Regions from separate parts of the Homo sapiens genome. Here region 2 is linked to region 1. Evidence: read pairs that join two places in POLR2A ChIA-PET (ENCODE). Cell type or tissue: Panc1. All regions are shown on one strand. Links, peaks and the distances in the headings refer to the core of each region. The heading gives the core; the rest is flanking DNA. Region 1 has its middle 25 kb from the start of LINC01532. Region 2 has its middle 97 kb from the start of LINC01532.

Region 1 (5,374 bases), core at 118-5,117:
AGCTCCCTAGTAGCACGTCTAACCAGAGACCAACCCTGCCAGAGAGAGGAAGCTGGGGTCCCCAACTCTGAGCTACCCCATCCTGCAGAGGTGCCGTAGCACAGCTCTGGTTATCCGGAACAAAGACATTTCTCCCCACAGCCCTGGAAGACCTGGTGGGATTGGTGGAGTAATGTTTTGATCAGGCTCTGGGGGTAGACAGCAGGATCCTAGAATTGTGGAAGGTGGCCTAATTTCACTCCAGTGTTGCTCAAAGAGCCTCTAGAAATAATTTATTCTACCTGCTGCCCACAGGCAGGTGTGAGCAGCCCTCCCTCCCCACAGCTGATGGGGCCTCTCCAATTGTAAAGAGATTCTGGGAAGAAGCTGCTTTCTGCTTCCTTGAGAGTAAGTCTCCCTCCACACATTCCACCCCATCTCCCACTTTCCACGTTTCCCTCTGGATCTCTTTCTCTGCATTGCATCAGACAGGCGAAGCCAGATGCCAGAAACCAGTGTGGGGCGGGATGGAAAGAACCATGCATGGCAGGGAGCAGGCACGACTCGTCCACAAAAAAGCCTTATTTGTGGATCGTCAGGGGAGACCAAGGTCAGCGCCCTGCTTGGTTCAAGACTAATTCAAATGCAGCTTTTCATTATTTTTTTTAAAAAGCCTTCTATTGAATTAATAAGACATTATTAAACCTACTGATAAAATTAAATTAACATAAGCATCATTGTTCACAAACCTAGTTTTGAATTCATGAGTTATTGATCTTCACTTGCAAAGAGGGTAAGATTTTCTTGGCCTAGTCTATTTGTAAATGAACAACTCTTCACCCACAGGCCTGGCCTTGCTGGGTTGAAGGAAAAGAAAGTCGCTAAGAGACAGTCTTCCAATGGGGCCTCTCCAGACCACCCTGCTTCAAGTTTTATTTTGAGCACTCCCCTGCTCCTGCACTAGGGTTCTTTGGTTCACTCCTGTAGCTCAAATGCCCAGATTAGTGCCTGGGACATAAAAGGCACTCAATAAATATTCTTTATTTTCATAAATGGAGTCTCGCTCTGTCCCCCAGGCTGGAGTGCAGTGGTGTGATCTCAGCTCACTGCAACCTCCGCCTTCCAGGTTCGAATGATCCTCCTGCCTCAGCCTCCTGAGTAGCTGGGACTACAGGCATGCACCACTATGCCTGGCTAATTTTTGTATTTTTAGTAGAGACGAGGTTTCACCACGTTGGCCAGGCTGGTCTCGAACTCCTGGCCTCAAGTGATCCTCCCCCTTGGCCTCCCAAAGTGTTGGGATTACAGGCGTGAGCCACTGCGCCCAGGAATATTCAATTTCTTTCTTTTTTTTTTTTTTTTTTTTTGGAGATGCATTACAGTGGTACGATCTGCCTCCCAAGTTCAAGCAATTCTCCTACCTCAGCTTCCTGAGTAGCTGGGATTACAAGGGCGTGCCACCACACTCAACTAATTGTTGTATTTTTAGTAGAGGCGGGGTTTTGGCATGTTGGCCAGACTGGTCTCGAATGATCTGCCCCCTCGGCCTCCCACAGTGTTGGAATTACAGACATGTCTTTTTTTTCTTTTTTTTGAGACAGAGTTTTGCTCTTGTTGCCCAGGCTGGAGTGCAATGGCACGATCTCAGCTCACCGCAACCTCCACCTCCCAGGTTCAAGCGATTCTCCTGCCTCAGCCTCCCGAGTAGCTGGGATTACAGGCATGTGCCACCACACCCAGCTAATTTTGTATTTTTAGTAGAGACAGGGTTTCTCCATGTTGGTCAGGCTGGTATCCAGCTCCCAACCTCAGGTGATCCGCCCACCTTGGCCTCCCAAAGTGTTGGGATTACAGGCGTGAGCCACCACTTCCGGCCTCTGCAATATTCTTAAATGAATGAATGAGCAACTCTTGGAAAAATATTCTGTCTCCTAATTATGCAAATGAGGACACTGAGAGAGGAAGCAATGCCAAATGACACGCAGCTAGAGTCAAGCCTGGGACCCGCTGTCCTGGCACCCAGTCCGGCGCTCTTTGTGCTATGCTAGCAGGGTTCTCCAGCTTCGTAGAGCCAGAAGTCAGCCTGCTCTTCCCTGCACTCCCTGGTGCGCCTCTCCCATCACATCACCATGGTTGATAACACCCCAGCGCCAGGCACCTCTCAGGAGATCTAAGGAGTGAGAAGATGCCCTGTGTGCTCTCAAGACAGGGGCCTGCCTACCTGGGGGGCGGATAATGCATGTTCAAGGCTTCCCCTGAGCACATTTCTCCAAAGCGACACGCTTCCAACAAGGCTTTCAAAGGCGACGCATCAATCCAGTAATTGTTACGCCCATAATGAAAAATCCACAGAGGAGACAGAGTGACACAAAGACCACAAAGCCTAGAGAAGATTGCCAAGGGGTAGTTGACCCAGGTGGTGAGGTCCTGGGGCTGTCACCAGGCCTGTGCCCCCTGATGTTAGAGCCTGGTGAAGCTGTGGCTGAAAGTGGCCACCACTGCCTACTTCTCAGCTCCGTTCTCCTCCCAAATGCACAAGGCATCTGCCCTTCACCTTCTGTCCCTGCTCTGTCCTATCCCAGTCTAGCAGGCACGAGCAGTTCTGTGACCTTCCTGGGCAGCTGAGCTTCCTGGGTGGAAATGAACCCATTTCTGCGCCCCAGACAGTTTCCTCCTGCAGGGTCCTAAAAATTCATGCTGTTGGCCGGGCACTGTGGCTCACGCCTGTGATCCCAGCACTTTGGGAGGCTGAGGTGGGCAAAGCACCTGAGGTCAGGAGATCGAGACCAGCCTGGCCAATATGGCGAAACCCTGTCTCTACTAAAAATATAAAAATTAAGTGGCAGGCGCCTGTAATCCCAGCTACGCAGGAGGCTGAGGCTAGAAAATTGCTTGAACCCAGGAGACGGAGGTTGCAGTGAGCCGAGATCGCACCATTATACTCCAGCCTGGGCAACAAGAGTGAAACTCCGTCTTTAAAAAAAAAAAAAAAAAATTTATCCTGTTGAGCACAGGGCTGATCTCCTTGCTCCAGTACCATAGCGTGCTGCTGTCACACGGCTGCTTCGTGGTTGTTATGGGTTTCTGTTTCTTCACTAGCTTGGAAAATACTTAGGGGGAGATTTCTAAAAATTCTAATTGAGTCGCAACCTAAATACCTCTGTGTTCCCACCCCTGCGGTGGGCATGGAGAGCAGCTGCTGGCCTTGCCCAGGAGCTGAGGACGCCCCAGGCAGGATGAGGGAGCTGACCCGTGTCCACTGAGAAGCAGAAAGGAAGCAGGGAGCGTGGTGTAAGCTGCAGCAATCAGGGAAGCCTCCCCGGGAGCAGCAGGCTGCGGCAAAGCTCTGACTATGTCCTGTGGCAGGGCTCAAACTGCTGGCTTTAAATGAAAGCCGAGGCTCTGCTGAAGGGCAGCAGCCCCACCCCCTGTGTAGAGGAGCAAGAAATCAGCTCTACACAGGGTCTGCTAGGTCCCTGGCCTGGTGTCACCAAGCCCAGTGCTGTGACTGGTTTCCAGCACCTGAGTTGGAGACACTGGTGGAGCTCCGCCTGACCCCTAGAGAAAGACAGAGACAGAAAGACAGGTGGGGAGTGGGGCCGGGCCTGACCTGAAGCTGGACACTGAATCGCTAGGCCTGGGGAGGGGAGGTCTGAGGAGCCCCCGATCTCCCGTGGAGCAGCCTGGAGCACCCCTGCCTCGGCTTCCCAGAGGGAAGACCGGACTCACTGTGGGCTGAGGAAAGGTGTGTTGAGTACACGGTTGAAAGTGTGGGAATAAACGTATGTATGTTGAGATGTCCTTGTGATTCAGCTATCAATCTACATATTTCAGTTAGAAGCACTTAAAATTATATCCGTTCCTGACATGCTGCATCCCTTGCAGGTTTATTTATTTATTATTTATTTATTTATTTATTTTTTGAGACTGAGTCATGCTCTGTCACCTAGGCTGGAGTGCAGTGGCATGATCTCGGCTCACTGCAACCTCTGCCTCCCGGATTCAAGCGATTCTCCTGTCTCAGCCTGCCAAGTAGTTAGGACTACAAGCATGCGCCACCAGACCCGGCTAATTTTTGTATTTTTAGTAAAGACAGGGTTTCACCATGTCAGCCAGGCTGGTCTCGAACTCCTGACCTCAGGTGATCTGCCCCGCCTCGGCCTCCCAAAATGCTGGGATTACAGGCATCAGCCACCACGCCTGGCTCAGGGTTTATTTTATTTAAAAACAGACAGTCCAAGCTGGGGTGTGCTGATGCCTCCCTAGTGCCTCCTATTGCCTGCAACATTGGTCAAAGCATCTGGTGGAGGCTTGGCTGCTGATGTCCGTGGTGGGGCTGCCATGCCACTGTGACCGAAGCAAGCCCATCCTGCACCGAGACCTTCTGTAACAGCCTTCTGGGAAACCCGTTTGGTAAGGTGGGGCTGCTCCCACCAAGGAGGGAGGAACCAAGTAAGACATCTCTGCTCAGGGGAATGTAATAGTCGTATTTTGACAGCAACACAAATACTGTAGGATGTTTGATTTGAAATATTTTACAGTTCACCAACTATTTTCCTAAAACTTATCATTTATTCGTGACAAGCAACTGTGGGACCAGTAGAGAAGAGATGATTGACCCCATTTTACAGATGAGGACACATAGTGTTAGAGAGATTGTGTCCAGTAAAAGTGGAACTAAACCCAAGGTGTTTTGTTTTTTTTTTTTTTTTGACAGCATCTTGTTCTGTCACCCAGTCTGGACTACAGTAGTGGATCATGGCTCACTGCAGCCTCAACCTCCTGACCTCCTGGGCTCAAGCAAACCTCCCACTTCAGCCTTCTGAGTAGCTGGGACTCAGGCACGCACCACCTTTATTTGTTTATTGATTTAGTAGAGATGAGGTCTCACTATGTTGCCCAGGCTGGTCTTGAACTCCTGGTTCAAAGGATCCACTAACCTCGGCCTCCCAAAGTACTGGGATTACAGACATGCAACACGGCGCCCAGCCCCAAGGTGTTGGCCCTTAGCACTGCCTGGGGTTGAGCTGGCCCTGCAGGGCACACAGACACGTTTGGGACACACCTATGCCTTCAAACAGCAGTCTCAGGGAAGACCTCACTAGACAGATATCAATAAAGACAGGATTCCATCTGTCAACTCGTTTGAGAACTGGTGGCTTTGGCCCAGTGTTTCAGCCATTCCCAGCTGGCGTGGGGTGCACTGTCCCCTGAAAGGCTGGATCCTTGGGTGGAAACTCACTAGGATCGCTGCTCCCTGCATCTTATTTGCAAGATGCCATTGCCCTCAGCAGCTAGGATGGACAGATCTAGCAAATAAAAATTAAAAATGCCCAGTTACATTTGAATTTCTGATAAATAATAAACACTTTTTCAGTATAAGTATGCCTCAAAT
Region 2 (5,374 bases), core at 184-5,183, 73 kb before region 1:
GGACAGATATAAACCATTCCAGGAGCCATTTGGAAGGACCAAACAAAGACTCACTTTAACAAGAAATGTAAGATGTCTGTATAGGAACTACCCTTTACTTATTACCCTGGAAGCAGAACCCAGTTAGGTGAACTGGTTGGGCAAGTCATCATTTATGTTAGATTCTATAACCTAAGATTGGGCAGAGGACAAATGTGCTTTTAGCATTGTACAGCCAAAATTACATTAGCAGAGAGAATTGTCAGGAACTCTGAAGGTAATGAGATTTTACCTTACTTGCAAGATAAGTTAGTGAGTAGAAAAAACACAAAGTTTTTCACATTCTTGCACTCAATGACAATCAACACAGAAGAATTCAGTGGAAAAATGTTGCATTTTTTTATTCCCATGCACCAAGCAAGCAATCAATTCTGCATCAGACACCAGCTGGGTGTCTTCCAATTCAATTCTGACACTGTCTAACTGGAGATAACATCAGATCCCACAGGTTGAGGGCTCAGTCCCAAAAGACCATCCCACCCTACTTCAGGCACTAGTAGAAAGTCTGGTAAATGTAAATTAGTGTTTATCTGCATTCTGTGAGCCAGTCTAGCAGGTTAATTGAACCCAAAGAGGGGACCTTGGAAACCCCAACTTCTGACCAATTGGCTTCAAGTTGGGGGTTCCCAAGACCTCCTCTTTGGGTTCAATTAATCTGCTAGAATGGTTCACAGAACTCAGAGGAACACTTACTTACATTTACCAGTTTATTATAAAGAATATTTCAAAGGATACAGATGAAGAAATGTGTAGGGTAAGGTATGGGGAAAGGGATGGAGAGCTTCCATGCCCTACCTGGGGTGCACCATCCTGCAGGAACCTCTGTGTGTTTGTCTATCTGGAAGTTTTCCAGGAACTAGGAGAGGAACTCTGTTCTTATGGGTTTTTACAGGGGCTTCATTACATAAGCATGATTGCCTAAACCACTGGTCATTGGTGATCAACTTAACCTTCAGCACCTCCCCACTTCCTGGAGTCCCAACACTCTAATCCTGCCTTGGTCTTTCTGATGACCAGCTTCTCTCTTGAAGCTATATAGGAGCTCTCAGCCATCAGCCAATTCATTAGCATACAAGAAGACATCACTTGGAAGAGTCCAAGGAATTTAGGAGTTGTATGCCAGGAAATGGTGTCAAAGACCAAATATATATTTTACAACATCACAATTAGCCTGCCACAATTTCATGGACATTGGCAGAGGACAAAAGACTCCTAGGTCAGAGACAAAGAACTTTATTACTCACAGAAATAGCAATAGCCCAAGTATCAACATTTTCTTGTGCTAGTTTCTTGAGCCCTGACTCCCACATGGTGATGGAAAAGCCAGGTGACATCTGCACACTCAGTGGACGTGTTGCAGGAGAGGAGCTCTGAGCTTTGAGAACCTGGATCTTTTATGTTGGGCAGTAAGCAAACCTAGCCTTTGCTCTAGAGGGAGACATTCTCTTTACCTTCCAAGGCTGTTCACTATACAGTGATTCTTTTTAAGATTGTTCTGAACAAAGGCAGCCAGTCCCTCTGCTCACAAGACATGCAGAAACATGAAAGACCCATAAGGACAGGAATATTTTATGTCAACCCAATGACATAATTTTCTTCCCATGCACCAATGAGGGCTTCTGCAGATTGTCTTTTGCAGTATAAAATGTGACTCGTTTACTTTAGATGCTCTGGAACAGTTGAAGAAAACAAGAAATAAGGCAGACTGCAACACAGACTAGAAGGTCATGCTATCCCTTCTCTAGCCAACAGTGGAAAATGACAGGGGAAGTAAGCCACGCCTGGGGCTGTAAACATACCAGACAAGAAGAAACTCAATTCTGGAACGAGGGTAGAGGGCTGATGGAGACTTCATAAAGGGAGAAGCTGAGAGAAGATGGCCTTCAGGGAGACAGGAGTGAAAGGAGATACAGTGTTTTTACTGGGGGCCAATGCCCAATTTTTCACTTAATTCTGTTTATTTTGAGTTTTATCACTGGAAACAGAAAGTTCATTGAATCATCTCCAGGATTCTAAGAACAAGGGGTCATATGGGCAGGAAAGAGCTCTCCCCACCGCATGCTCCATGCAAACACCTTCAGGTAGGAGGTAGGGGGATGAATCTCCTGCAGGGAGGCAGTGGTTGTGATTCTCTTGGTATTTATTCCCCCTTTTCTTCAAAAGGATGGAGAAAGACAGAGAAGTGCAGAGACAGTGCCACAAAGAGAAGGAGCTGCTAAGTCACACCTGGCTTGAAGGGGGCTTTCTTGGCTCCCATATTGTTGCTGCACACCTAGGATTCAGCCTAGATCCAGTTACTTGCTGCACAGAAAGCCAATCACTGAAACAATCAGTATTGCCAGGGAAGAAAGGCTTTGTTGTGGGTGACACCAGCCAGAAGATGGGAGACAAGTCTCAAATCCATCTCCCTAAGTGACTATTGTCAGGGGTTCATTTAAACAGGAGCTGATAACAGGCAGCAGGTGGCCTCACCACCTGGATACAATTATCTGGAAAGCTTTAGCTCCCTGACACTACCTGGAAAGCCTGATGGTCAGCTTCCTGAAAAAGGAAATCGGACAAATGTAAATTTCTCAAGCTTGAAGACTGGGAGGGTCAACTTCTACATTTATTCAAAAAACCCACAAACATCAGTTCTATGGGAAAATTGGGCCAGTTTCAACAGATGGGCCAGTTTCTGCGGACAGCAGCATCTGAGTCAAACACCAGGATAGGGCTCAGCAAAGCACAAGAGTGGATGACAAATTTGCTTCTTGACATGATAATTCACAGGTAGCTGCAAACTCCTGCAAGAGCCTCACACATCCTCTTACTGGGAATCTGAAGGCCAGTTCTGGACCTGTTGAGTAGGAAGAGGAACATTTGGAGATGCCCACCCAAGATTCCAGACTTGAGAGACATGCTAGCCTCTGCAGCCTATGTTTTCAGAAAGCAGCAGCATGGAGGCAGGGGTGTGGACCACCCTGTCCCTGTCTGGCCCTGGGACTTAGAACCCCTGCCCTTGGCGGTAGGCATGTTCTTCCATGTGAGACATTATATAACATTCACCAAGGCCCAGTGGCCTCAGCTCCATGGGATCGGAGAGGCCAGGGAGCTGTGAGTCACACTTGCCTCAGAGCTGGGTGGGGCTCTCCCACTCAGCGGCAGGCAGCGTGCATTCCCATTCTGTTGTAAGCAGTGCAGCATGCCCAGTCACACTGCTTCCCAATAATCTTTCATAACAAACATCCAGGGCGTTTCAAGCAGTGCCAAGTGGGCTCTGAAGTGGAAACAGGGAACCTGCTCTGAAGCATAGCAGCTCTGCCACCTTCCCACTCTCGGGGCACTGCAGGGGGTGGTGGGGGGTTAGTAAATGGATGAACACCCTTAATTGCCTTGCCTGTGGGCCAAATGTGGTTAGTGAGAAATAAGCTCCTCAAATACAACATGCTGGAGCTGGATTTCACAATCAGCTGTGATATGGACATGAGTCCAGAGAGGAGTGGTAGGGCAGGGCCGGCAGTGGTGCAGGCACAGGCGTGGCCTTGGCTGCCCACTGGACTTCAGGACAGCCCTCCAGCCAGCAGCATCATGGGGGCAGGGGGATCAGCCCATGCACTTTGGCAGTTAGTTTGAGGAGTTTCTGAGTCAGCGTACTAAGAACATTTTATTTAGTGTCACCGTGTCCGAGGTCAATGGACTTTCATGGTTATCTCATCTTACATCCCTCTTTCGTGGTTGGAGAGACTGAGGTCTGGGCAGACAATTTAATAAAAATAATTCAGTCACAGCTGTCTTTCTTTGGGACTATCCCCATTTAACAGATGGAGAATGAGGCTTGCTGCAAACCTGCCGGTCAGTGAGGGGCAGAGCTGCGACCTCAACCATCAGCCTATGGAAAACAGATATCTGCCCAGTTCCTGGGATCTGTGCTTGTCTCAGTCCATGTTCCTATAAAGGAATACCTGAAACTGGGTAATTTATAAAGAAAAGAGGTTGATTTGGCTCATGGTTCTGCAGGCTGTACAGGAAGCATGGTGCCAGCATCTGTTTCTGGTGTGGCCTTAGGAAGCTTCCACTCAGAGGGGAAGGTGAAGGGGGAGCCGACATTTGCAGAGATCACAGAGCAAGAGAGCAAGAAAGGAGAGGTGCCAGGCTCTTTTCAGCGACCACTTCTCACAGGAACTAAGAGTGAGAATCACACCAAGCCACACGTGGGGTATCCACAGCCATGACCCAGATACCTCCCGTCAGGCACCACTCCCAACGCTGGGATCCAACTTGAACATGAGACTTGGCAGGGCCACAGGAGTGCTCCTGAAACAAATGTGACATAGCTGGGCACCCGTTACAGGCTGAGCACTGCTTTAGGCACTCAGGTGACGGTGGAAAGTAAGATGGAAAGATCCCTGTTCTCACAATTTCCGCAGAAGTTACAAGGAGATTTGGTTCCTGGGTGCCAAGGCTTGGCAGTGTTCGAGGATACCCCACAAGGTGCCATCTGTAGGTAAGGCAACAGTAATTCCCTTGAGGACTCAAATTTACAGAGATCCCAAACAGCATACATTTGAGAGACATTTTCTCCAGACAAAGAGGATGAGAAGGAGAATATCCCACCCAGAGATCATACTCAGAACTTAGGAAACAGTTCTTCTCATGTTATTGTATTTAGATGGTTAACATTCTTTGTTCTTTCTCGTTTTTCATCTACAGTGTCATTCTCATCAAGGGAGCATCTTTCTCCTCATTAAAATAGGAGGGGAGATATTCAGAAAGATATTTAATTTTACAGTGCAGGGAAACAAATACTATTTATTTATTAGTATAATTAGGACAAGAGACAAAACATATCTCAGATGTCTTTGAGCCTTTTATTGCTGCAGATATTGTCTTTCAAAACATCTGAAAATTAAGCCATGAAGCAGCATTTACATTCCCCCAATTACCAATGGGATGAGTTTCCCTGGGAAGGAGAGGGGAGTGGGGAGCTGCTGCAGCTGGATCATATGCACTTTATTCATTAGGCAGTAATAAGAAATTTACCATTTTCCATAAAGGGGCTATTTCAGATCCCACCAATCAATGAGCCAGGTGGGAAATTCTGCACCCGTATTTGCATGAGGGAGCAGAGTCACACCTCAAATATTTAAGCTAAAACTCTTTAATAACAGCATAAAAGCAGAGCAGGTGTTAAATTACTGCAGGATTTGTGTTGTCATCCCAGCCCAAATGTGGATGCTCCTGAATGACTGTGACATTTCTGCCACGGGGAACTGGGTGACCCAGTCCTGCTAAGTCTGGCTGGGCAGGCTCTGGGGCCAAGGTGATTGAGGACTATGCATAAGAAAAGAGAAGT

What was found. Peaks named below come from ENCODE experiments on the same cell type or tissue, not always from the same donor. Only the 100,000 strongest peaks of a DNase experiment are listed, where the experiment ranks them.
Region 2: POLR2A ChIA-PET joins it to region 1 with 8 read pairs; 2 of 35 experiments call an interaction of 5 or more read pairs at or near these places.

Annotation. Positions count from the first base shown.
Region 1 is chr19:29,024,547-29,029,920 of GRCh38, reverse strand. No RefSeq gene overlaps it. Among named protein-coding and RNA genes, the nearest start is that of LINC01532, 25 kb to the right of the region's middle. In Panc1, for the core only: no CTCF peak of the experiment used is centred there; no DNase peak of the experiment used is centred there.
Region 2 is chr19:29,097,203-29,102,576 of GRCh38, reverse strand. No RefSeq gene overlaps it. Among named protein-coding and RNA genes, the nearest start is that of LINC01532, 97 kb to the right of the region's middle. In Panc1, for the core only: no CTCF peak of the experiment used is centred there; DNase peaks (open chromatin) are centred at 3,206 and 3,458; H3K27me3 peaks cover 590 bases.